Regions from separate parts of the Mus musculus genome. Here regions 1, 3, 4 and 5 are each linked to region 2. The links are chromatin loops, found by intact Hi-C in ENCODE. Cell type or tissue: heart. All regions are shown on one strand. Region 1 overlaps Tm6sf1 (transmembrane 6 superfamily member 1). Region 2 holds the start of Gm32850 (a long non-coding RNA gene). Region 3 overlaps Sh3gl3 (SH3-domain GRB2-like 3). Region 4 has its middle 25 kb from the start of Hdgfl3. Region 5 overlaps Sh3gl3 (SH3-domain GRB2-like 3).

Evidence for each region. Peaks named below come from ENCODE experiments on the same cell type or tissue, not always from the same donor. Only the 100,000 strongest peaks of a DNase experiment are listed, where the experiment ranks them.
Region 1: a loop joins it to region 2, with 2.8 times the contacts of the local background. A loop is called at or near these places in 6 of 42 quality-filtered maps.
Region 3: it touches region 2 in a loop (10-fold over the local background); 39 of 42 quality-filtered maps call a loop at or near these places.
Region 4: it touches region 2 in a loop (5-fold over the local background); 38 of 42 quality-filtered maps call a loop at or near these places.
Region 5: a loop joins it to region 2, with 7 times the contacts of the local background. A loop is called at or near these places in 39 of 42 quality-filtered maps.

Annotation. Positions count from the first base shown.
Region 1 is chr7:81,865,165-81,870,164 of GRCm38, reverse strand. It overlaps Tm6sf1 (transmembrane 6 superfamily member 1), which reads right to left. Exons shown (of 10, transcript NM_145375.4): 3 at 4,821-4,918; 4 at 1,421-1,524. Among named protein-coding and RNA genes, the nearest start is that of Tm6sf1, 8.7 kb to the right of the region's middle. In heart, a CTCF peak has its summit at 1,887 (motif pointing left); a DNase peak (open chromatin) is centred at 1,884; H3K27ac peaks cover 58 bases.
Region 2 is chr7:82,119,653-82,124,652 of GRCm38, reverse strand. It overlaps Gm32850 (a long non-coding RNA gene), which reads right to left and starts at 4,648. Exons shown (of 4, transcript XR_882272.2): 1 at 4,508-4,648; 2 at 3,461-3,566; 3 at 1,089-1,175. In heart, a CTCF peak has its summit at 2,702 (motif pointing left); a DNase peak (open chromatin) is centred at 2,702; H3K27me3 peaks cover 249 bases.
Region 3 is chr7:82,260,404-82,265,403 of GRCm38, reverse strand. The region is part of intron 2 of Sh3gl3 (SH3-domain GRB2-like 3); the gene reads right to left. Among named protein-coding and RNA genes, the nearest start is that of Gm32903, 7.0 kb to the right of the region's middle. In heart, CTCF peaks have their summits at 2,042 (motif pointing right) and 4,955; no DNase peak of the experiment used is centred here; H3K27me3 peaks cover 944 bases.
Region 4 is chr7:81,956,546-81,961,545 of GRCm38, reverse strand. No RefSeq gene overlaps it. Among named protein-coding and RNA genes, the nearest start is that of Hdgfl3, 25 kb to the right of the region's middle. In heart, no CTCF peak of the experiment used is centred here; no DNase peak of the experiment used is centred here; H3K27me3 peaks cover 883 bases.
Region 5 is chr7:82,272,579-82,277,578 of GRCm38, reverse strand. Sh3gl3 (SH3-domain GRB2-like 3) reads right to left here. Exons shown (of 9, transcript NM_017400.7): 5 at 3,585-3,718; 6 at 1,294-1,452. Among named protein-coding and RNA genes, the nearest start is that of Gm32903, 19 kb to the right of the region's middle. In heart, CTCF peaks have their summits at 3,007 (motif pointing right) and 4,484 (motif pointing right); a DNase peak (open chromatin) is centred at 3,098; H3K27me3 peaks cover 833 bases.

The sequences.
Region 1 (5,000 bases), 250 kb after region 2:
GCTGCTCTAATCTCAGTGATGGCCAGATGTCCCTTCAACTGATAACCCAGAAACAACACCACACCAGAGGCTGAGAGGAATCCAAAAGGAGGGGACAGAGTGGTGAGCACTGTACATTTTCTGCTCTGCTGCAGCCCCTAATGGAGCCAGGCCAATGATTAGTCTCAGAATGCCACAGGAAGACAGACAAGACCAAGCTGAAGCATGACACAGGAAGTGGGGGTCAGCTCATGGGGCACACTGCAGCTTCCAGGGACAGAACTGAAAGACCTTCTCTAACCTCAGGCCACACTGAGGATGGGGAAGCTCAGGCTGTTTGGAAAGAGTCCATAGGCAAAGCCTGCCTCCTGGGCTCAAAAGAAGCCATGGAAGCCATAGTGGACAGAGAGTGAGAATCCAACCAAAGCCGCTGGTTACTTTTGCAGTTGGTGTGATGCAAGGAATTCTGCTGCGGGAGTTCCCCCAAAGAGCCCATGTGCTGTGAGATACAGCTAGTTTGTCACAGCAAAGGGTACTGGTACCCCCAAAACAGCAACTGTCACAAAATCTTACCTCATTTCTTTAATAACACAGTCATGCTCCCAGAGGGGCCAGCCACACAGATTTGAGGGGTAACCCAAATGTGTGTGTGTGTGCGCAATTTCCCAAGCCCTGGGGCCACACCTGAACTTGAGGCGAAACTCTGACCTGAGACCAGAAGAACCATGGAAGTACAAGGTGCTTGACTTTGGCTCCTTGTGAACCTGAGTTCAGATCCCTAGCGCCCAAATGAAAAGCCGAGACTGGTGTTGTGCACCAGGGGGAAGGCAGAGACAAGGAAGACCCCAGGGGCTTGCTGGCCAGCCAACCTAGCCAAAATGGCGAGCTCCTACCTCAGCGAGATACCCTACCTCTAACTATAAGATGGTGAGCCAACAAGGTGGCTCAGTGGGTAAAGGCCTCTGCTGCCAAGCTGGCAACCTAAGTTAGGTCTCCAGGGTGCAAGGAGAGACCCCAGCCTTGTGTAAATTAACCTCCACCTGCCTATCATAGCAAACACACACATACACGTTTTGTTGTTGTTGTGTGTTCATTTATTTGTTGAGACAGGGTCTCACTTTGTAGCCCTAGCCTGGAACTCACTCTGTAGACCAGGCTGGCCTTGAACTCACAGATCTGCCTGCCTCTGCCTCCTGAGTGCTGGGATAAAAGTGTGAGCCACCACACCAAGAGAGATTCTGTCTGAGCTGCCACAAAAAAAAAAAAAGAAAAAAAAAAAGCAATAGAACAAAACAAACCAGTGATTCAGGGAAATACAGCTTTGTTCAGCTCATCCATTCTCGCCCTGGCGTGCCCTCGCGTACTCGCCTCTGTGCATGCACTGTCCTTACATACCCCTTATGAGTTGCAAAGGATAGCACAGCCAGGAGAGCTAACTTACTCCCAGGCTATGGCGGCCACCATCACTAGGTACATCAGGTAATGAACAGAGCCATCCCAGTAGCAGATCATGTGCCCATAGGCCGTGTTCAGATACGGTTCACCCTAAGGAAAGCATTAAAAAGACATGTTAAGGAAGACTCGGATCTTTACATTGCAAATAAAACAACAGAGCTAAATGCTGTTCATTTGCTGAGATGAAACAGCCTCCGTGCAGTTGGTAGGACTGTGAAAATATGTCTTTACCCTAGGGCTGCCAAAACCAGGGTCTGCCATGGCGCCAGACAGGAGAATCTCTGACAGATTGGCATCTGATGGCTCAGCAAAGGTTTGTACAACAACACAAAGGCATCAGATGGCTGTGTGGGCAATCCCAGCCAGCTGGAGCAAGGCCAAACCTGAGCCTGCAGGTGCTTGGCCTTCGCACAGAGGGGCAGCCCAGGAAGGCCCTGTTCACTGGTGCCACCTGCTGGCCGTAACCACTCATGCTGCGCTTGTGGGCTGGGCAGTAGTGAGGAGCTGCCTGGGCCCAATTCCGTGGGTACACCCAGGCAGCCCTGAGCTCAGCTTCCTATCTACCCATTATTCCCGAAACAGGCTTGTGGGTTGGTCAGGACTGACTGTCCTGAGAGGAGGAAATGTGTTTCAAAAGCTTTAAGACTTGCCTAAGGTCACATAGCTAACACAGAACCACATTTCTGAGATATTATTTGTTTCATGAATACAAGATTATATGATGAACTATGTATACTTCCCTCCCCCCAGGTAGTCTTGTTTCCGGGTCCCCTCAGGGGACTTGGGTTCTCCGATGGTGTTTTCTCTCTTCCTTCTCCCAGGTTAGTGCCCTCCCAGGTTGTTTCTAATGTATCCCTAAAATACCTGCAGTCCTTTCTCTAACTAGGAAAGGTCTGAGCAGCCAAACTATGCCAAACATCCAAGCAGGCATTCTCTGAAATGCCGTGGTTCCCCTGGGGTAAGGAAAGCAGCCTTTTGCCCAAAGTCAAATCAAATTCAATCACAATGGGGGAGGAAGCCACACCCAAACTCTAGCCCAAAGCCTGGCTGCCCTTTTCTCTCACCTTGGCATTCACTGCATAATTCCAACTTATTTCATGGCTCCAGTCATTCCTACCTACACACTCAACTCTGTGAGCCAGCACTGGCCTCCTCTGAGAGCTTGACTGACCCCCGTGGGCCCTTCAAACTCACCTGAACTCCTTCAGCCAAGCTCCAACTGCCTCTCCCTTCAGCCAAGCCCTTCCTGGCCTCTCCACACAGGGCTCAGGCAGCTCCAAGCTCTGCTGTGCAGACTTTGGACAAATCTCACCAATGTTGTGTCTATGCTGTCAGCTCAGGCGATCTTCCCTCTTCATCACAGTAGGCCTTCAGAGTCACGCAGAGAACCACGGCTACATTCCAAATGGACATCACCTCTCCCCGCTTCCCACACTCCCACTGCGGGCCCACAAGCCCCATCTCTTCTACTCGGTCCTCGGGTCTTACCACTGTTGCACCCCAGTTTCCTTTCTTGTAGCTATTTGCCCCGTTTCTTGTCAACCTCACCAGGTAGATATCTTGCCCCTGACCAGCAGCCTCCCTCCTGAAGACCCCTCCTCTGGGCCCATTGGCCCCTCTCTGGGCTTCCCTTCTGCCTCTGTCTGCCGACCATGGCCCATTTCCAAAGCTCCTCCCCTTCTGACCAGTCTCCAGAGTTTGAGCATCTCTTCATCACTGCCTGTGGGAGCAATTCTCTTCTTGGACTTCTAAGTTTCAACTATATTTGGGTAGCTCTTGAGCCTCTGTAACAGAACCATCATTCAAAGGTCCAGACCTGCCCAGACCCGCCATCTGGGGCATTGGTAGATGTCCTTCAAGCACTCAAGACTCCAAACATTCCCAGATGAGCTCTGCATCACTCTGCAAACATTCCTAGGCCCCCTAGGGGGGCCCTAGACACTGGGCCTGCTCTCCAGACCTTTGCCTAAGCTTTCCCTTTGCCATAGAAGGAAGGCCTTTCCCTTCCTTTCACCATGCAGAAGTGTGTGTGCTCCTCTCCCATGGCCATTCAGAAATTCTGTGGAAACAACAGCAACTCAAAGAGGCCCTCCTGGCCAGCCCCAGAGCCCATCCATCTGTATGGAGAGTGTGCCTTTGTCATAGAGAGTATGCCTCTGCCATCACACCCAGGGCAAGGTCGTCCTCCCTTCACATTGGACAGTGAACTCTATTTTTTTTTTTAAAGATGTCTTCATTTTTATATATGTGAGCACACTGTCGCTATCTTCAGACACACCAGAAGAGGGCATCAGATCCCATTACAGATGGTTGTGAGCCACCATGTGGTTGCTGGGATTTGAACTCAGGACCTCTGGAAGAGCAGTCAGTGCTCTAACCACTGAGCCATCTCTCCAGCCCCAGACAGTGAACTTTAAAGGCAGGAGACAAGGTTAGATTCAATGACTCTCCACAGAACGTGGCTCCTCAAGCCTCCAGCATAGTAATTCCAGCATTCTAATAAACCTCAAAGCAGGAACCAGGACGTCCTCCCCAGCGGTCCTCTCCATCACTCCCCACCCCAACTCGACCCCCAAATCCCAATCCCTGAAACTCAGTCCTCTGTTTGCCCTGCGCTGCCTCTGGCTAGCTCTATGCCCTCGCTGGCCTTGAAGAAGCCACCTTAGGGATGTCCCACCTCATGGCATGGCTCCATGCCTACAAACTTGCCTTCTTCCCTGATTCAAACTCTCCTCACACACACTCCTGGGGAGACATATAAACTCCCCATCATTTGAAGCACAGAAAGATAATAGACAGCACTGTTTTCATCTCTATGCCTTACTCTCCACGCGACCTTAAGCAAGTCACTTGGCCACTCTGGGACTGGATTTGACCCACTCTAAATTAGAAAACAAGACTAGTTTCCTCGAGTGCTATGATTTGGTTGGTAGGGACTTCCAAAAGCTTAAGTAAGTACCTTGATATTATTATTATTATCATTACTTTTGATACAGGGTCTCACACTGTAGTCCACGCTGGCCTAGAACTCCCCATGTTGTCAGACTGCCCTCAGACTTGCAGCAATCCTCCTGCCTTAGCTTCCCAAATGCTGAGATTACAGGTATCCTGATTACAGGTAGGCTGGTTAGGGACTCCCTGAGATTACAACCCAGTAACAGAAACCCAAATACTAAATCCATGTAGAGTTCTTCACTTAAAGGGAAATGCTAGCTCACACCTTGGTTCTGGAGTGAAGGCGCTGTGAAGAGAGAGTGGTCTCCCGGGCCTCTGTTTTCTGTGGCTGGCTTTCCATCTGCCTGCTTGGTGACTGAGGAAACACACTCCAACAGCAGCCTGCATTTGAGCCACCCACTCATTGAGCGACCCTTGAGCAACCAGCGTACCTCTCTCAAGTAGTGCGTCATGAATCCATCAATGATGCCATCTTGCTCCAAGCCTATGATAAGGTTCACCACACTGGTAAATCCAAACACTGCATACACTAGAACAAAGAAAGGAGAGGTGAAAATGCGTGCCATAGGAGACAACCAGGACGGGACATCCACTAGGTGTCCCAGAAGATT
Region 2 (5,000 bases):
CATTAGTATGTAGGCTTTTTGTTATTTCTATTGTTGTTGAAGTCCAGCTTTAATCCATGATGGTCTGATAGGATAAAAGGGGTTATTTCAATTTTCTTGTATTAGTTGAGGCTTACTTTGTGAATAAGTATAAGGTCAGTTTTAGAGAAGGTTCCATGTGGTGCTGAGAATGTATTCACTTTTGTGTTTCAGTGAAATGTTCTGTACATATCTGTTAGATCCATTTGATTCATAACCTCTGTTAGTTTCATTTTTTTCTCCATTTAGTTTCTGTCTCAATGACCTCAATTGGTGGGAGTGGGGTGTTGAACTCTTCCACTATTAATGTATGGGATTTGATGCTCTAGTAATGTTTCTTTTACAAATGTGTGTGCCTTTATATCTGGGATACAGCTGTTCAGAAATGAAATGTCATCTTGGATTTTTCCTTTGATGAGTACGAAGTATCTTATATCTCTTTTGATTACTTTTGGTTGAAAGTCTATTGTACTAGATATTAGAATAGCTACTCTAGCATCTTTCTTGGGTCCATTTGCTTGGAAAACCTTTTTCTAGCCCTTTACTCCCAGATAATGTATATCTTTGTTGCTAGGATATGTTTCTTTTATGCAGCAGAATGATAGGTCCTGTTTACGTATTTATTCTATTAGCCTATGTCTTTTTATTGAGGAATTAAGACTGTTGATGTTGAGGTGGTCTTTTGTTGTTCATGTTCTTGCACTGGCCTGGTAGTCCCTGATGCCTCTGGGGCTGCAGGTAGATCTGGTTGTCCCTGGTGGTTGCAGGCCTTTGTTTGTCCTGAGTGGGCAGCAGCAGGCCTCCATGGATGTAGGTGGAGTTGTGGCAGCAATGGAGTGCAGTAGAGGCAGGGCAGAGCTTGCCATTGTTGGGTTTGCCCAGAGGAAGCAACAGACAGGGGATTGGAGATAGGGGCCTTACCTCGTGATCACTGGTGTCTGTGGTGGTCTGGGATTGTGGTTAGAGGTATGAAATCAGAAAGCAGAGTGCAAAGGCATCAGGGAAGACCTCACAGCTGCTGGCCTTATCAGAGACCCAGCAGGTAGAAGTTTGGAGCTTGGGGAACTCACCTGGTTGGCCCTGGCAGGAACAGGTCTCCAGAGATGCAGGCAGAGCCATGGCCATGGAAATGGAGTGCTGAGCAGACCATATGAAAACTTTTTAAGAGACAAGAAATCATTAAAATGAAAAATTACTTTTGGAATCATTTAAATTGTAATTTTTTATGTAGTCTCTGGTATGCAAAATTCAAACATAACTATCGCCACCAAAAAGTGGCAAGCTTTCCTCCTCTTCTTCCTCTTCTTCCTCTCCCTCCTCCTCCTCCTCCTCTCTTTCTTCTTCTAATTAATGCTCATTTTCTATGTCTGGAAGGTCCACATTATTTTCATGACAACCTAACAAAGCAATTACATCTACACAACAAATTACATTAAGTCATTCCCTATTAATACACAGCTAAGAAGCCCACTCCAAAATGTCCATAACTTAAGTAATACTGTCTGTCTTTTAAACATGTTTTTAATACTACTTTTATATACCAGGTATAGTTCCTTAGGCTGAACTCTGAGGTGTAAATTAGCACATCAAAGTATTTGAATAATCCTAAGTGTAACTCATGAGATACACACACACACATACACGTGTGTGTGTACAGTTTTAATCACTCTGGTGTTACATGCTCATTTAAAGAAGGAAAAATGGTAAATAAGAGGGTGAGGATAAAGAACGATGAGTCACAGCACTTGGGAGGCAGAGGCAGGAGAATCTCGGTGAATTCTAGGCCAGCCTCTCTACATAATGAATTCCAGGATACAGAGTCCTGTATCTTCCATTTGCCTTGAGCAAAACTCCAAATCATTAAAAAGCTGGTCAGCCTCTGGCCTGATACAAGTTCTGGATTTCTGCTCTTGACCACAGTGGAAAGTTGAGTTCCAGTATTGATGTCTTAAATTGACCCTGCAGTGTTAACTATGACCTCTCAATCCCTAGCTTTGTCTCTTTTTCTCAGGAGACACCCCAGGACTTTGATCCACCACAGGTCAGCTGTTTAGCTAAGGCAGACCTAGAAGTTTCTCCTCTTGGAACCAATGTCTTCACATAGCTTCACATAACTTCAAGCTCGCTCTGAGAATATGGCGCCTTTGTGTTCCTTGAACCTTCATACACCACCCGCCCCCTTTTTACACATCTGGGGAAGATGAGTGTCCCTCAGTGAGGTAACAGGACATGATGAATCCCAGATGTCAGACATGCTAACTTGCCTTGAACTTGCAAGATCACAACTAGGAACAAATGCATAGATTTTCTTCACTTATTGATTTATGTGAAGCTGAGAGGGAAACCAGTGGTCAGTCAGTGAAAAGCTAGAAAGAGTTTTCATTTTAAAGGGTGGAGAAACACCTGAAAAGTTTTAGTTCACCTCAGCAGTTAAGGCAAACTCACTGACCAGTGAGTGTAGCCATTTATAACACAGGATGTTGTCCCCTGAACTCTATAAGTATTCAGTTCCAAGTCTGAGTCCTATGTAGTTATAATTGCCCTCTGTCCATTACAGCTGCTATCTCTCTTTTCCATATTCCCCCAAGCATGGTTTATTTTTCATTTCTAACAAATAGATGCCTACAGTTTGTGATGGGGAGTCTGTCCCTGCTGATGGTGCATAAGATGGTGCTGCCATCTGGTGGTAGTCCTGGGAAGTGACAAAGGCAAGCAGGAACCCCAAGCATTTAAAGTCGTTCATAGTTCAAAGGTATTTGGAGGTGCATGTTGTTTGAGAAAGGGCCTCATGGAGCCTTCAACATGCTATGTGGCAGAGGATGACCTTGAACTCCTGATCTCAAGTATGGTGCAAGGCTGGGGGTAGCTGTGGTAATTAAGTCTTTAAGAACATGCAAGCCCCTTAGTTTGACCCAGTAGCTCACTTGAATGGAGTTGATGTCAAACAAACATAATGTGTTTGCCATCTGGGTCTGAGTTATCTCACTCCGTATAATTTTTCCAGATTTGTCCACTTATTTTCAAATTTCACGACTTCACTTCTGTTGGTAACTGAATAAAATCCCTCTGTGTCTACGTACTCCATGTCCCTTACCCATCTGTCTAACAGGCACAAGCAAGCGTCTCTGTAGTGTGGTGCAAAGGTCTTTGGGGACATGCCCAGGAGTAGAACAGCTAGAAGTGACTGGCTATCTTCATAACAGTCTTGCCACCGTGGCACCAGTGGCCAGGCGTGTCTTACCTGGCAGGTGGTGGGTGTAACTAGCTTGCAGGGTCCAACCCTGGCTGACACCATTGGTCCTAATGCGTCTCCTGCACCTCCCAGCACCACAAAGCCAGCCAGCGGGAGGTTTCTGAGAAATGTGTAGACTGATTCCAACATGGCTACACTAGTTTACATTCCTACCAACAGTGATAGTGACTCCCCATTCCTCACACCCACGCTGGCATCTGCTGTCATTTGTATTGCGCTGGATGGCCATTCTGACTGGAGCGGAGACTTAGACATGAGATGAAACTTGAAGTTTTCTTCTGCATTGCCCTGGTGACTAAGGAGATTGAACACTTTTTAGAACTTTCTGACCAGTCCAATGGTCCTTTTTTTTTTTTCTCAAAAAGTTCTTATAGATTTATGTATGTATGTATGTATGTATGTATGTATGTATGTACACTTTCTTCATTTATGTATGTATGTATGTATGTATGTATGTATGTACACTTTCTTCATGCACACCAGAAAAAGCCATCATATCCCATTACAAGTGGTTGTGAGCCACTGTGCAGGCTGGTTTTGTGTGTCAACTTGACACAGCTGGAGTTATCACAGAGAAAGGAGCTTCAGTTGGGAAGTGCCTCCATGAGATCCAGCTGTGGAGCATTTTCTTGTTTGGTGATCAAGGCAGGAAGTTCTACTGAGGGTGATGCCATCCCTGGGCTGGTAGTCTTGAGTTCTATAAGAGAGCAAGCTAAGCGAGGCACTTCCTATAAAGCTGGCAATGCTCTCTGTCTGGTCCTGCTAGCTACGAGTTCACCATGGCTGTTAGTCACATAAGAGATGGACTAGCTGAGACTCTAAATTTCTAACTTTACATAATTTCAATTAAATGTTACCAGCATCACATGACCAGTGGCTGCTGATGGACATCCCAGCTCCCAGAGGTCAAGGGGTCAGCTTGTTTTATTCACTACAGTGTTCTTGATACTGAAGAGAGCAGACGTCTCCGAGCTACTCAGTCATTGTAGGTGCTCACCTAATGAATCGATAAACAACAGGGAGGGGGGACCAGAAGTAATGGATTCGATTTAATAAGAAGTTGGGGTGATGCATAAGTGGAATGATGCTAAAATTAGTCGGAGCAGAAGGTCCAGCACATAAAATGTCACCATCATGTTGTGTATTCAAGGTGAAGAGAGCCATGGTCCCATGAGTACTGACCCCCATGGTGTGATTAGAGTTGGCTTTGCAGCCAGAGGTTTATCTAATCCTGACCTGACGGTAGGCTGAGGGTGGAGTTCCCATAGAGACCTGCAGGCAGGGAGTTCACAGCAAGTGTTTCCGGTCACTCCCACCGGAATGTGCGCCTAATCACTATGGGAACCACGGATCCTTAAGAGAACTACGGAGTTGATAACAAAGACCCTACAGCTGTTGCCAGACCCAGGAAAGCTTCGCTGAATGTATGAGACACGTTCACTATCCTTACTATTCACAGCGCAGTTGTGGTTGTTGTATCTGGTCTGTGGTGTCATTGGCAGGATAGGTTCCATCCCCGGAGCCCATCAAGACCATCCTTTTCCTCCCGTCTCTACCCCGGCCTCAAACTGGAATTGTGCTCTGAGAGTACCTGCCACATTCCATGTATAAAACAGGCTAGCTGAGTACATTTAATACAGCAATTCTGAGTTTAGAGGCCATCCTTCCAGAGCTATAGACCTTCTATTTTAAGACAACACATATCAGACTCCTTTCCAAACACAGGAGT
Region 3 (5,000 bases), 140 kb before region 2:
CATCTTCCAACCATCCAGAACTCCAGTTCCAGGAGATCTGGTACTTTCTTCTGACTTTCATAGGTACTGGGCACACACAGTACACATGTATGTGTGTGTTGGTTAAAAATGGGGTCCCAGTCAGGCAGTGGTGGCGCACGCCTTTAATCCCAGCACTTGGGAGGCAGAGGCAGGCGGATTTCTGAGTTCGAGGCCAGCCTGGTCTACAAAGTGAGTTCCAGGACAGCCAGGGATATGGAGAGAAACTCTGTCTCGAAAAAACAAAAACAAAAACAAAAACGGGGTCCCGTGTCTGGCTCACCACGGGTCTAGGGCCACTCATGGAGGCTGATGTGGGAAGTTTGACTGTGCCGCGGACCCCATGCAGCTGCAGCCACTGCCGGGTGGGCGTCAGGCTGTGAGAAGCCGCAGGACTCCGCTCTGGGGATGGGGAAGGCGCAGTCTGAGGTCCCAGTGGATCTGCCAGCGTTGGCTCAGGGTCCCCAGGCCCGCATGGAGGCCGAGGATGACAGTTTCGGGCTTTCAAACATCCCAGACACCGCTGTATGCTTCAGAAGAGCTGAGAACAGAGCGGGGCCCACGGGTGGGCTCTGGCCCAGGGTTGAAGGGAAAAGGACAGGGAGGAGAGCTCCGGCTGGGTCCCGCGGGGAGGGGAGTCCTTGTCTTGCTTAGGCTGGTGGCTTGGTGGTGAGCAGCTTGTCTCAGCTGGCTGCCTTGGCTGAGAGGACAGAGAGGCCTCCGGCATGCTCCTTAGAGGGAGACCTGCTCCATTGCTCCAGCACTGCGGATCCCCCTGAGAAGAGGCAGTCCATGGTTTTAAGGTGTTTATTAAAGAAGGGCAGAGAGAGGGAGAGAGTAGAGAAGTAGAGGCCGGCAATGGCCACAAGGAGAGAGGGGAGAAGGGAATGAGGAGAGAGGGGGAGCAAGAGGGCAGGAGAGAAGCAAGCAGGAAGCAGGAGTAAGTGAGGGAGGAGGGGCAAGCAGTTCCTTTTATAGTGGGCCAGGACTACCTGGCTGTGTTGCCAGGTAACTGTGGGGGTGGAGTCCAGTCAGAATGCCAGGAACTTGGGGCATTGCCATACATGACTAATGGCCACACACCTCTCTGCTGTGGGAAGGGGCTGTGGGAAGCTGTAGCTAGGACAGGACCCAGGAGCCCAGGAGCCCAGGAAGCATGGCTGAGAAGTCACCTACAGGGTCACCAGGGTTTAAAGCCTGTGCTTGACCGGGGACCAGGCTGCCTGTGCACAGCTCACTGCCCCACGTGTGTGTGTGTGTGTGTGTGTGTGTGTGTGTGTGTGTGTGTGTGTAAAATACATGTATATATATTTATATGCAGGCAAAATATACAACACACACACACTATAAAACGACCTGTGGCTATGGCTACAGCCCCTTTTTTTCTTTTGCAATGAGCATTTGTGCTTCCTCCCTCCTCCCTCCAGGCCTTTATGATTTTCCACCTTTTCATTAACAAAACAACAAGACCACTTAGCATCTATTTTTTGTTATTATCTTCTGACTTATCAACCTTTTTGCACTGGTTTCTTTTTAGTTGTGTGTATTATATGTCTGTAAGAGGCTGTGCGCACATGACTGCAGATGCCCTCAGAAGCCACAGTCATGGGATCCCCTAGAGCTGGGCTTACAGGAAGGGGTAGCCTGAGCCCTGGGAACTGAACTGCAATCCTCTGCAAGAGCAGTGCTCCATATCAACCGTCAGGTCCTCTCTCCAGTCCCCATACTAAGCTCTACCTTCTATGTGGAGTGACTTAATTGGCTGATGATCCCCCAGCTGTGGACTCTGTGATGTCCTTGCTTTCTATCAACGCTGATTTCCTGCTAACTGCATCTGAGATGTAGCCATAAGTCACAGGTGCGGAAAGCAAAGTTCTGTCACTTGTCATAATACATAATTCTACTTTTTATTAAAATCTCCTTCAAATGAAGAAGTGACTTCACATTTTCAAAGGAGATTTGTTTTTATTTTATATAAATGAGCATTTGCCTGTGTGTTTGCCTGCTACCCTTGGAGGCCAGAAGAGGGCGCCAGATCCCCTGCAACTGAAGACCGTTGTGGGTCACCCTGTTCCTCTGCAAAAGCAACAGTGCTCTTACACGCTGACCCCTCTCTCCTGCCCCAGGTTCACATTTCTGAGGATCCAAACGTGGCGTTGGGAAGCCATCTTCCCTGTGATGATTTCGTTCTATGGCTTTAAGAAACTTTCCCCGTGAGTCCTCTGTAACTGCAACCAAAGAGCCTGGGAAGAGTGACCACTTCCACCCGGGGGGATGCAGGCTCTACTTATACACAGTCAACGGTATGAATGTTTTGCCCAAACCTTCCTTGAGCCTATGAGAACCGTTGGTCCATCTGTTACTACAAGAGAGGGGAGGGTGGGCAGCTTCTCTGACTTCAGTCTCTTCTCAGGCCTCCTCATAGCTTTTACCTCACAAACTTAGAAGCTATGTCTGATTCAGAACTCTGATACTTTTCTTCATCTTCCTATATTTTTTTAAAGTTCTTCGGGGGGTATTTTGAGGAGATAAAGAGGAAATGGATATATGATTAAGATGCATGCATAAAATTTTAAAGATTACATTAACATGACAATTTTTTAAAGGAAACATTTTTCCTTGCAATGCATTTTTGGTACTGTGCTATCCTCTGATGTTAGCATCGCTCCTTTGTTTCTGCTTAGTAAGCATGTTTGTGGGTTATTATTCCCATTGCCCGGTCATTCTCATGTCATCTTTTAGATGACTCTAATTTCTTCCATAAAGTCCTTAAAGTACTTAGTTTTGTAACATATAATCACCTAACAGCAAGCTCCTCTATCCTATACTACAGTATAGATATTATTTTTGTACTTCTGTCACTACCAATGATTTTTGGAGGGAAAAATCTAAACAGGAATAAACAAAAGGAACCTCAGTCCATCAGCTAAAACTTCACCTGCCCCATCAGGAGTGAAGACATTCCTAAGAAACCCCTCCTGTCTGTCCCCCTCCTGTCCGTCCCCCTCCTGTCCACCACCCCATTGGTTATCTGATACTGGACTTTCCCAGGATGCTATGCTATGTGAGAGGATCCGAGGAAGCCCTGGTGCCCAGCAAAGGAGAAAGCGGTTTCATACCATCTGTACTGGCTTGTTTTGTGTGTCAACTTGACACAAGCTGGAGTTATCACAGAAAAAGGAGCCTCCCTTTAGGAAATGCCTCCATGAGATCCATCTGTGGGGCATTTTCTCAATTAATGATCAAGGATGGAAGGGCCCATTGTGGGTGGGACCATCTCTGAGCTGGTAGTCCTGGGTTCTATATGAAAGCAAGCTAAGCAAGACAGCGGAAGCAAGCCAGTAAGTAACATCCCTCCATGCCTCTGCATCAGCTCCTGCTTCCTGACCTGCTTGAGTTCCAGTCCTGACTTCCTTTGGTGTAGAAGTGTAAGCCGAATAAACCCTTTCCTCCCCAACTGCTTCTTGGTCATGATGTTTGTGCAGGAATAGAAACCCTGACTAAGACCCCATCTGACAACTTAAGATCCACCTTTCAGAAGAGATGAAGCAGAGACAGAGGCAAAGTTGGGGCCAGGACCTGAAGCAGCACGGCCTAGATTAATTACCCATGCCTCAGCCACACCCTGACCAGCGCTGCCTCGTTATACACGCCTCAGCCTACTATTGAAATCAGAGCCTCCTTTCACATGGAATGTTCGTGTGTTTCTCTTGGTGCAGACGGGGCTACACTGAATAAGCTGCTCTGCCCAGGTTTGCCCTGCCACCTGCCTCTTTAACGGGCTTGTTGAGAACAAGCAGGTCAGGATACAGGAGCTGATGCAGATGCCATGGATGGGTGTTACTTACTGTCTGAACCCAGCTTGTCAGAGCTGCCAGCGCCCAGACCTTGACTCTAAACCCAATAACATAACTCCAGATGTTTGTTTTTAAGTATAGCATATGAATTGAATAATCTAGTTGGTAAAGAAGCCATATACATCCTATCATTATATATATTAATAAATTTAAAAATCAACTTTAGATATGTCAATGATATTAACATGTTGAAAGGGTTTTCAATGCACAGAATTTCTTTTTTCAAAATCAAACACAAAATAAGCTTCTCTTCTTAGGGTCTTAACACTTCTAGGAAACCGGGCGTGGTGGCGCATGCCTTTAATCCCAGCACTCGGGAGGCAGAGGCAGGCGGATTTCTGAGTTCAAGGCCAGCCTGGTCTACAAAGTGAGTTCCAGGACAGCCAGGGCTACACAGAGAAACCCTGTCTCGAAAAAACAAAACAAAACAAAACAAAAAAAAAACAAAACAAAAAACAAAAAAAAACACCTCTCGGGCACTTCCTGGAGGAAGGCTGGCCAGGTCCTACCTACATTAAAGAGAATGCCCTCCCAACCCACACCCAGAGCGGGCTTTCCCCCAACCTGCACTGCCGGCCACACCCAGGCCCCCAGCTCCGGTCTGAGGAATCTAATCGTTAGGACAAGCTCTGCTCAAAGGGCCCAAGACAAAGGGGAGGAAGCAGAGCAGTGTGGACCCAGCTCCGACTGCACCAGAGCCACTCTCCAGGTAGATGACCAGGGGACAGGACAGGGGACAGAGTCTGCAGTCCATCATTGGAGTGCCAAGCCAGGAACACTCTTCTAAATTATTTCATCTGCATATATGATTCTAGATGCCCCCATGTGAGGCCAGCCGGGCACACATACTTATCTCTGTATCACAGCTGATATGTCGGTTCTAATGGCAGAAAAGTATTTGCTGTGCAGCTGCTGAAACAGATGGGAACAACAGCCTAGATTACCAAATGATAAATCAGTTGTTATAAATCGGAAAAGCCTTGTCACACAAGCCTTGAGACACAGTTGACTCTCTAAGACATATGAGCACCATTTGGCCCTGGAGTTGTTGCCAAGGCCCACATGTTATGCATTCTGACAGCTGGCCACTAGGGGAACCAGTTAGTCACATTCCGTTTCCTTCCT
Region 4 (5,000 bases), 160 kb after region 2:
AAAGCATCTCACTCCCTGTTCTGGTCAGGTGTTCAAAATCAGAGGAGTACAGCTATGTCGTGTTGTCTGTGTTAGGGTATTTCCCCTGACTAAGCTAATAGACGATGTACATTGTCCCTGGTTTCTTAAAACCTTTTTTAGGAACACTTACAGAACACTGCGGTTGGCTTTGTTGTTTGTTGTGTGCATTTTCCTTTGAGATAAAATCTGTGTAGCATAAAACTTACCACTTTAAAGTGTTCTCTTCGATGATTTTCATAGTGCTGTACCACTCTATCTTCCAAATGTTCCAAATGTTCCAAAACGTTTCATCATCCTCAAATAAAACTGTGTCCGCTAAACACTCACTTTTTGGAAATTCCCAGCTCCTACCAGCCCCTAGCAACCACTGATCTACTTCCTGTATCTATGGATTCACCCATTCTTAATACCTCATGGAGATAGATTCATACCATTTGAGGCCTTTTGAAACTTGTTTCCTTCCTGTGTTTAAGGTTCATCCATGTTGTAACGTGTCATTTCTTGATATCACCAGACACTATTCCATTGCATCCACAGAACTCATCTGTTAATTGCATTGATCCACTCATTGGCTAACGGGTATCTTTTGACCCGCTTTACAGCTATTTTAACTGTGAATATTTGTGTACAAGTTTTTGTGTAAATTCATGTTTTTTTTTTATTCTCTTGGGTGTTTACCTATGAGTAGAATTACTGATCATATGTTAACTATATGTTTGAGAACTTGCTAGACTGTTTGAAGGCCCCTGATTCCTAAATGAAGCTTTATACTGGAATCCCCCGTGCAGCTTTTTAAAAGACCAGTTACCCGGTCCGGCCTTCAAAAGTTGTGATGCAGCCTGCCTGGTCATTCTGTGGCCTAGGTGCAAAGCCAGGAAACTCCCCAGCTGATTGTCCCATCCTGGCTCAACAGTTTCTGCTGTAGGCCTGAGAGACCCGGAGATTGTGTCATTAGTCAATAACTCCTGCACTTAACCCCCAAGACAGGAGTTTCAACCCAGTTTGAGCATGTGTTCTGATACACTTGTTTTTCCAGGAATTGTTAAGTGGCTACTTAAGGACACTTCAGAGAAAGGATTCCTACCTGATGCTTTTACACTAGAAATCTGTGTCGTTGGTAAGTTGTGCTTTGAGCCTATTTTGGTACATAGTGGTACAAATTGTACGTGGTGGTACATTTCATAAAGACATTTTCAAATGCATGTCATCTACTTTGGCTGAATTCACCCTCGGTGCCTTCCTCTTTCTTCCTTCTTACTAGGGTCTTTCCTTCCCCCCAATCTCACTTCTAATTTCTTACATGTATGTAAAATATTATTTGATATTTCTACTTTCATGTTTATATATGTAAAGAGTGTGTGTGTGTATGTCTAGATGTCTGTGAGTGTGTATGTTTATGCATCTATATAAAATCTAGGATTCACAAGTGAGAGAAAACATGTAAAATCTGCCTCTATAAGTCTAAGTGTGAATTTTCTCTAATCATAATCATAGTACTTTATCTTTACAGAAGGGCTGGAATACCGAGGTCAAGGGGAAAAGTTATAAAGATACACTGTGGCTTTCCAATCAAAGCTGCTGGCTATTTAGATTATTAGGGAGGAGTGCCCTCTGCCGGAATTTATGGGTTATTGCAATAGGCACTGTGTGCTACTCTGGAGTCCTCCGGATTTAGGAATGTAATTGGAAAGTTTCCTGAGTCTGCCATCCTTGCCCTCCAGTTCTAAGCACAGCTGAGAAAGGACCTGTTCCCTGCACAGTCCCTCTCACAGGAGTTAAGTGCCTTAGATAGAACTTTAATCCAGTGTTCCAGACAACACAGCTTTGTCATTTCCTTGGTGAAACAAAAGCAGAATGGGGAAGTCTGTGTTGTCAGGAACCTATCCTGTTTCCTGCCCTGACCCCTGGCATCACCTTCCACCTCAGCACACCTGGCTGTAAGACCTTAAACATCAACTCTGGAGTTCCCATCTCCTTATCTGTGACGTGGTGGCCCCATAGTGCACGTTGAGGTGTTCTGGGGGAACCTCAGAAATGCCTCGCGTGGCATTATTGAAGGACAGCGAAGAGAATGTAGAGAGAAGCTACTGTGCTGGAGCTCACTCTACTTCATGAGATGGACTTTACTCGATTTCCATCCAATTGCGGTTTTAGGGACTCGGGATTTTTCCTTGGGTTGGGGGGGTTGATGGTTTTTTTTGGGGGGGGTTGGTTTTCAGTTACAGTCCCTAGTGTTGAAACAGGTTTTCACGTAGCTCCAATTGTCCTTCAACTCTTGATGCCCCTGCCTCCACCTCCAAATGCTGGACTTAGAGATGTGTGACATTATAGTCTCCAAGGTTGGTCCTTTTAGGGGTCGTTGTTCTTTGTTTGTGTTCCATGTCTGTTGCGAGAATTCCTTCCATGGGGAGATGTGAACAGTGTCCACCCACTCCTCATAAGGTCCCAGCAACAAACCAAAATATGAATCCACCAAAGTTTACCTGGGGGACTGATGGGCTTATCGGGCTTAGCAACAGCATGTGAATAAAGAGTGTGGGTTACCCTCAAACAGTGGCACTGCAAAGTCCTCAGCAGCATTGATGCTGGCATCTCCTGGTCCCAAGGAAAGAGAATCCTTTCACTTCCCAGTTTATCACCTCCTAAGACTTGAAGTCTCTGAGGCTACAGGCAATGAAGGTAAATTTGAATACAAATGGCTAGGAAGACCCGCTAGAGCCACTGTGGGCACCAGAGGACCTGACAGGACCTCTGTCTTGTCAATGATCATAAGGCAGGCCCTCAGGACCTCTTGCAAGCAGGCACAACTGGTTTGGTGAAAGTGGCAGCTGTTTTGCTCAAAGGGCCACATTCTAGAACACATAACTGCACAGGTACGGTCTACTGTACACTAATTCAATACGGGTGTGTGCCATGCAATGACCTCACCAAGCATTGCCCCTCCTCGGGCATCAATTATCCTTGTGCGGGTGACCTTTGAACTTCCAGTTATCTTGTCATGTATCATAGATTATTCTAGACCATAGTTACTCTACTCCTACCTAACCTCCTACCTTCCCATCTTCCCCTCCCACCTGTTTTTATTCATAGATGCTTTTCAACTTAAGGATTCAGCCATCTTCTTCTAAATCTGCCAGGCTACCGAACTGCACAGGTCTGTCCCACCTTAACTCAACACCCACGTTAGCCTAGCGATACAAAGTCATGCCACACCTTTCCAATATAAAGTGTTGACTGTCTCACTGTATGGGTTCACTTTTGCACCATCATAAAAGGCACAGATCACTAACTATTGTATGGATTGATCCTAAAAAAGGAAAGACTTTTCTCTCCAAAACCATCCAGAAGATGACCTCTAAAGTCCAGGTTTCTCTGACTCCTGCCCCCTGCTCCCCTCTTCCCTGTTTGTCAAGCTGTGCTGTAGAGAACAGTGAGAGCAAGGGTGACCTAGTTTACAGTGAGCTGCAGTCAGTTGCTCAGTGTACTGATGACACCGGCTAAAATCCGTTTCCTAACAAGCTCTATAACTTGTCATACACCGAGGTTCACTCTGCATCTTCTATGAAGAGATTGGTTCAGCCAAATGCAACCTCGTTGGAGCTGGTCAGGAAGACCTGTGACTATACCTTGTTCAGGGGAAGCTGACGCAATCCTTTGAAAATCATTTCTAAAGTTTCACGTGTAAAATGTGACACCTCCCCTATCCCAGGAATGGGGAGGAGGCTCAGTAGACATTCACATTTAAAATAGAAGAGCCCAGGAACAGAGAGGTGGTTCAGAGGATACAGTGCTTGTCATACAAGCATAAAACTAGAGTTCAAATCCCGGCACCCATGTAATGCCGGGTGCGTCTCAGTTCCCACAAGGTGTCAAGAGAGAATAACTCCCTAGAATTGCACACACACACACACACACACACACACACACACACACACACACAAAGAGAGAGAGAGAGAGAGAGAGAGAGAGAGAGAGAGAGAGAGAGAGAGAGAGAGAGAGAGAGAGACCCTGGTCGGATGCTACTCAATGGTAGATAGAGTACCTGCCTAGCATACACAAAGCACTGAGCTCAGGTCCCAGCACCAGAAGAAAGTAAGAGATCTGACACAATGTCCACCCAAATTCTAGACATTGAAGCTGGGCTCCCACTCTGTAACAGTACTTGTGCCTTCCTTCATCAGTGGATTTGCATGCCATGTGTGTAGACGGCTGTTGTTGCTCAGCCTTCCACTGGAGATGCTGCCTATTTTCTTCCTAATGTTAAAATCTGAGAAGTGAAGTCTGCTGGGTTCATACAACGGGTGAGATTTTTAAATTCTCACCGAGTCTGGTAGAATTTTTTGAATCAACAGTAGCTCCTGGGGAAAACCCACTTTTCATATACTTGAGAGGTCCCAGGCTCAGAGCTCAGGAATGAACTAAGCTAACATCACTGTTTCATGATTAATTGTAAACTACCAAATAATTCCTTGGGCTTTTGGAAAGCACCAAATAATTTGCAGGGCACTTCACATGAGCCCCTCCAGGCATGTACTCAAGAATCAACAGATCCAGGACTGTAAACCCAGTCAAAAGCCCATGGCTAGGAAGGTCATAGGCCCTAGTTGGGAACTCATTATTGTTTTTTAGATAAATTGGCATGATACAAAACTACAATCTAAATATCCATGTTTATACTCATAGACAGCCACTCCTCCCATTCTTAATCAGAGAAGCATGCCTTTGCAGTGGATGCAGACTCCCAGCTGCTCGAGATACTTAGCAGACATGATGGTTGAGCACTCAGCCCTAAGCAGGGCATGTATACAGCCTCCTCTGATGTTCAGGGAACACTACAGAAGAGGAAGCAGAAAGAGTGTCAGAGCCAGAAGATAGGGGGAAGAGCTGCAAAATGCTATTTTCAGGACATAACCTAGCCATTGCAGACAGGATTTCACAGCAGCTGGGATTGCTTGCACTGGGTCAGCAACAAGACTGGG
Region 5 (5,000 bases), 150 kb before region 2:
GAACACAGTGTCACGTGTGCAGCAGTGTGAACAGTGTCACATGTGCAGCAGTATGAACATAAAATGCCCTCGAGGATCGCATACTGAGGGTTTGATCCAAAGATAATGGCAAGATTCTGGAACTTCTGGAACTTTTAAGAGACAAAGCCTAGTTTAGAGTCAGTCAGTCACGGGAGGGATATGGGGGAGAGTAAGGCTGTCCTTTCTCTCTCCCTTTCTTTTCCCACCCTACATCTCCTTGCTGACCACTCTAAGTGCCGCATCTGTCACACCATGATGCTCTGTGGCACCACGGTGGAGATGACGGATCCAGCTGGCCATGGTCTGAGACCTCCATCCCTTGAGACGAAGCTCACATTCCTCCTTTTAAGTTGCTCTCTCAGGTGTCTGTCCCAGTACGCTAAAGTCTGGCCAATTCAGGGTCTAAGAACTGTCAAATCCATCAGGCAGTGTCCCAGCTTGCAGACCTTCTATGTTTGATAAGAATTAAAGGGGCCCAGTCATGTTTACCCAGAGCCACAATGATATCCTAGCGGAAAGCCCAGCCATCACCGACCATTCTAAAGCACAGGTCCCAGCCATGACAGGAAGCAGGCATGGCCACAAAGGCCGACTGACCAAGGGTGGACATGAAGTTGGTGGCTAAGAGGTATCAGAACTCTGTGTTCTACATGATTATGGCCTTGGCCCCATGGACGCAGGGCTGGGGGGGAGGAGGGCGATGGATGAAAGCCAAGGTGAGAGTTTTATAAACCACCCACCCTCAGCAAGGACTATTAGCACTTCTTCTCCAACCACGTCACACCCACAGCGTGTTCTGCCAGCAGTGGGCAATGCTGGAGGCTTTTACACTTTAACTGGTCAACAGGAGAGAGAATGTAAGGCCACAAGGACATGGGAAAGACCAGGGAGACCCCTTCCAAGTCTGGCTGCCGTCACCCCTCAAAGAGAAGAAAGATGATCTGCTAGATAGCACAGTGACCAGTGAGTCTCCTCAGCTATAGACCTAACAATGGGAAGGGGGAGCCAGATCTTCACCCGGCACGTGCTGTTCAAGCTCAGCAAACCACAAATGCTGTGGCCTTTAACACCAAGGCTGCTCTCCTGGGCCATCTTCTGCTACAAAGCCACCCCAGGAACAAGCAGCCCTGCTAAGGACTAAGGCTTCATTCAGAGATGGTTGACTGTCTCTCCCTATATGTCAGGCAGGAACATTCTAGAAACTTCCACTGCAGTTAGGGTTTTAGAGCGTGTCATGTGCATTAAAGTCTTCCGTTCGGTTTAAATACTTACATCATTTTCTAAAAAATTAAACATGCTCCTTTCGGCCAACTCCTTTGACTCTTCAAACTTCTCTACTGCTTGTCTGATTTCTTCCTCGGGGATCTTACCTACCCGCCGCTTTTTATAATCATAATCCAGGCGACGGCCTTCCAGCTTTCTCAGGTGGTGCTGAAACGAGAAAGGAAGTCCTCACTCACTAAGTGCTGAGGCTCACACTGTGGCGTGACTCATGCCCGCCATGATGAGGCTCACCGAGGATGGAAGAGGTGTGACTCATGCTGTGGTGTGACTCACACACTGATGAGACTCACACCACAGTATGTGCTTAAGTGCACACACTCTCTTTCTTATGGCTATGTTCCTTGTTCTGGGCCTAGTCCTGCCCGCTGCTGTTTGAGAGCGTGAGAGCTGCGTGCATACGCAGGTGTTTTGGTCTGAGCCGCGCCCATCCTCTCTCCTTTACCTTCCCCCTCCCCCCACCACCAGCATCAATTCCCTTCCCAACTTCACGTGCTCTTGTAAATCCATGGAGGCCACATAGTCAGTTGTGCAAGGACACAGAGCCACCTGCTGGAGAACTCCTCAAGAAAACTGACCCCTCCATCCCCTAGAGGGAGTCCAGTCCTAAGCTATGGGGTGGGATGCTGTGAGCCTCGGCCCCACCCACTCTTCAGGTAGAAACCAGTTACATCCTCTGCTCTGCACCCTCTGTCTCTTGCTGAAGGCCACCCACCCTGCCTAGCATTCGAAACATTTACAGAAGGACACATGATGGGCGAGGGGTGGGCAGCAGGTGAGAATGAGAGTCTGTGTGGAGAATAAGGAAGGATGCAGTGTCCTCGCTCAGGTAACCCTTCCTGTCTCCACAGGACTCCCTTCCCCAGTTCTGTTAACATACACAATGTCTAACCACCCTAACTCTACAAAAAATAAGAATATTTCCATTGCCAATTCCTCCAAAAACGATGATGATGACGATGATGATGTAGCGTGTCAAGGGATTCTCGACAGGTTTGAATACCACAGGGAGAGATCAACACAAGCAGGAAGACTGGACATGGGGGAAGGAAGATGGGTCTTGGTGGGGTGAGAGGGATGGACCTGGGCCCAGTGTGGAGTGGGCATGCTTTTCCTGGGATGGAAGGAAGGGGTGACAGGTGAGGGGATCCAGAGTTGTCCAAATAAGGAGGGGGACCAAAACAGCAGCTTTCATTTCTCATCCAGCCTTCCCGGGTCCTTCTCTGATGCCTTCTGCTTTTAGAATAAACTCTAAATGCAGGTAAAGGCATCTGGAGTTCTCCAGGACTCCCAGGCTTCTCTCCCTCCATAGCTACCTGGTCTTCCCCTGTGCCCTGGGTTCCTAGACATCCTAACCCTGGCCCTTCAGCAAGATGTGCTGCCTATTTACCCAGCCCAGTCATCCTGGACAGCTCCTCGGTGGCCTTTCCTCATCCAGCTATGCGGAGGATGGTGCCCCTCCTCAGGCGTCCCTGCTCTTCTCTCCAGCATTGGTAACTGCTGTTTTCCTACCTCACGTCTATATGCTTCATCTGTTTGTTGCAGGAACACGCCACATAGCCCAAGTTCTCCTTAACTCATGATCTCGGTGGCTACACTCTTAAAACTGTCTGGGTCTGGAAAGATGGCGACAAGACTCAAATGAGTCTGCAGCTGAAGGGAGATGTCAATCAAGTTTGAAGGCAGTGAGCTATTCTCTACAACACCACAAGAGGGCGCCTGGACCTTCAGCGCCGAAGTCTGGCAGTCTGCATTGCTTGGAGCTGGCTTGGAGCTGGCTTGCACATCTGCAAAAGCAGCCGAGCTGAACGAGACCTGGAAGTTCCCACAGACACCCTGGACAAAACAATTTCTTGCAGGTTTCCAGGATAAAACTGCCAGTTTCTAGACAATGATTTTCTCGAGAAAGAATGAAACAGAATGACCACAAGCACACAACCGATACAGTGTGATATTAGCAATCAAATCTACACCCCAAAGTATGATGTCGTTGTGTTATATGAGAAGTGGCTGCAGAAATATGATATTCAGCCTGGCTCGCAGATGACTCAGTGAGACGAAGAACAGGACAGTGACAGCGGAGCCTGCACCTCCACCCAGTCTGTCTGCCAGGAGAAACGGATCCCGGTACTCTCTCAGGAACCCATATAATATAGTAATCGAGTGCAGTTTTCAACCCTCAGATAAGACTGTGTGGTTGCCGAGCCCACGCAGAAACCTTGGTTTTAAGTCGTGGTATCATGATGAGCAGCAGCTGGCACAGGACAGCCAGGAAGACTCACCCCGATCTCCTTTAAATCTTTGTCTTGCAGTAGCTGCAGTGGGTCAATAAAAGTTTGCTTCACATTAATATCCAGAGAGTCTTTCACCTCAGCCATGAGTTTCAGGGCCTCACCAACATCTACCAACGAGTTGCCTTGAACAGAAGAACACAATGATTCCTTCAGAATGACAGTCTAGGTTGGGGTGACACGGACTGTGGTACAGTGAGGCTTCACTCTGAGGCCTCTGCTTCCTGACTCAGAACGAATGGGAAAAGAAGAAAATCTACCCATTTCCTGCATGTGTACCTGTGGCCTGCCCTCTCCCCTGTCCTTAAGAGTGAGTTCGAGGCCAGCCTGGTCTACAAAGTGAGTTCCAGGATAGCCAGGGCTATACAGAGAAACCCTGTCTCGACAAACCAAGAAAGAAAGAAAGAAAGAAAGAGAGAGAGAGAGAGAGAGAGAGAGAGAGAGAGAGAGAGAGAGAGAGAGAGAGAGAGAGAGAGAGAGAAAGAAAGAAAGAAAGAAAGAAAGAAAGAAAGAAAGAAAGAAAGAGGGAAAGGGAAAAGGAAAGGGAAAGGGAAAGGGAAGGGGAAAGGGAAAGGAAAGGAAGAGAGAGGGAGGGAGGGAGGGAGGGAGGGAGGGAGGGAGGGAGGGAGGGAGGGAGGGAGGGAAAGAAAGAAAGAAAGAAAGAAAGAAAGAAAGAGGGAAAGGGAAAGGGAAAGGAAAGGAAGGGAGAGAGGGAGGGAGGGAGGGAGGGAAAGAAAGGAAGGAAGGAAGGAAGGAAGGAAGGAAGGAAGGAAGAAAGAAAGAAAGAAAGAAAGAAAGAAAGAAAGAAAGAAAGAAAGAAAGAAAGAAAGAAAGAAAGAGAGTTGGAGGGTCAAAGCACTTCCCACGTTGGCCATTAGATGGAGACAAAGTTCTTCTGTGGAAAATCAGGTCTGAAAACTGGCACCAAGGGCTCCTTACAAGATCAGAGATAAAACATCTTTGTAACAATGAAGGGATGGATTCGTTTGTGGGGATCTGTGTTAACCAATTCAGATTACAATGGAAAGAAGGCCTCCCTCAGCTTGCCGTGGGGGCGATAGGAAGCCATTCATTGCACGAGGTCCTAAAGTTCTGGAACCTCCCTGGGGTCTTGGGTATCAGGGATGCCCTGTGGACAGGTGGGGTGGTAAGGGATGGTTCTGGGATGTGGACATCTTTAGTGACTTATACCCTAGTATCTTGAGTGTAACTTGCAAGGCCTTTGCCACCCAGTGTCTGTTGCCATGCACAGTGAGGTTGTGGCACCTCTGAAAGACACACCTGGGGACACTGCATGAAATTCAACTATTTTATTTTATTTGAGATCTTCCAAATTGATTTTGTAAAAACATGGGGATGAGATGCACTCAGTTCCTCAGATTAGAAACCTGAGGGGCCCAGCCTGAG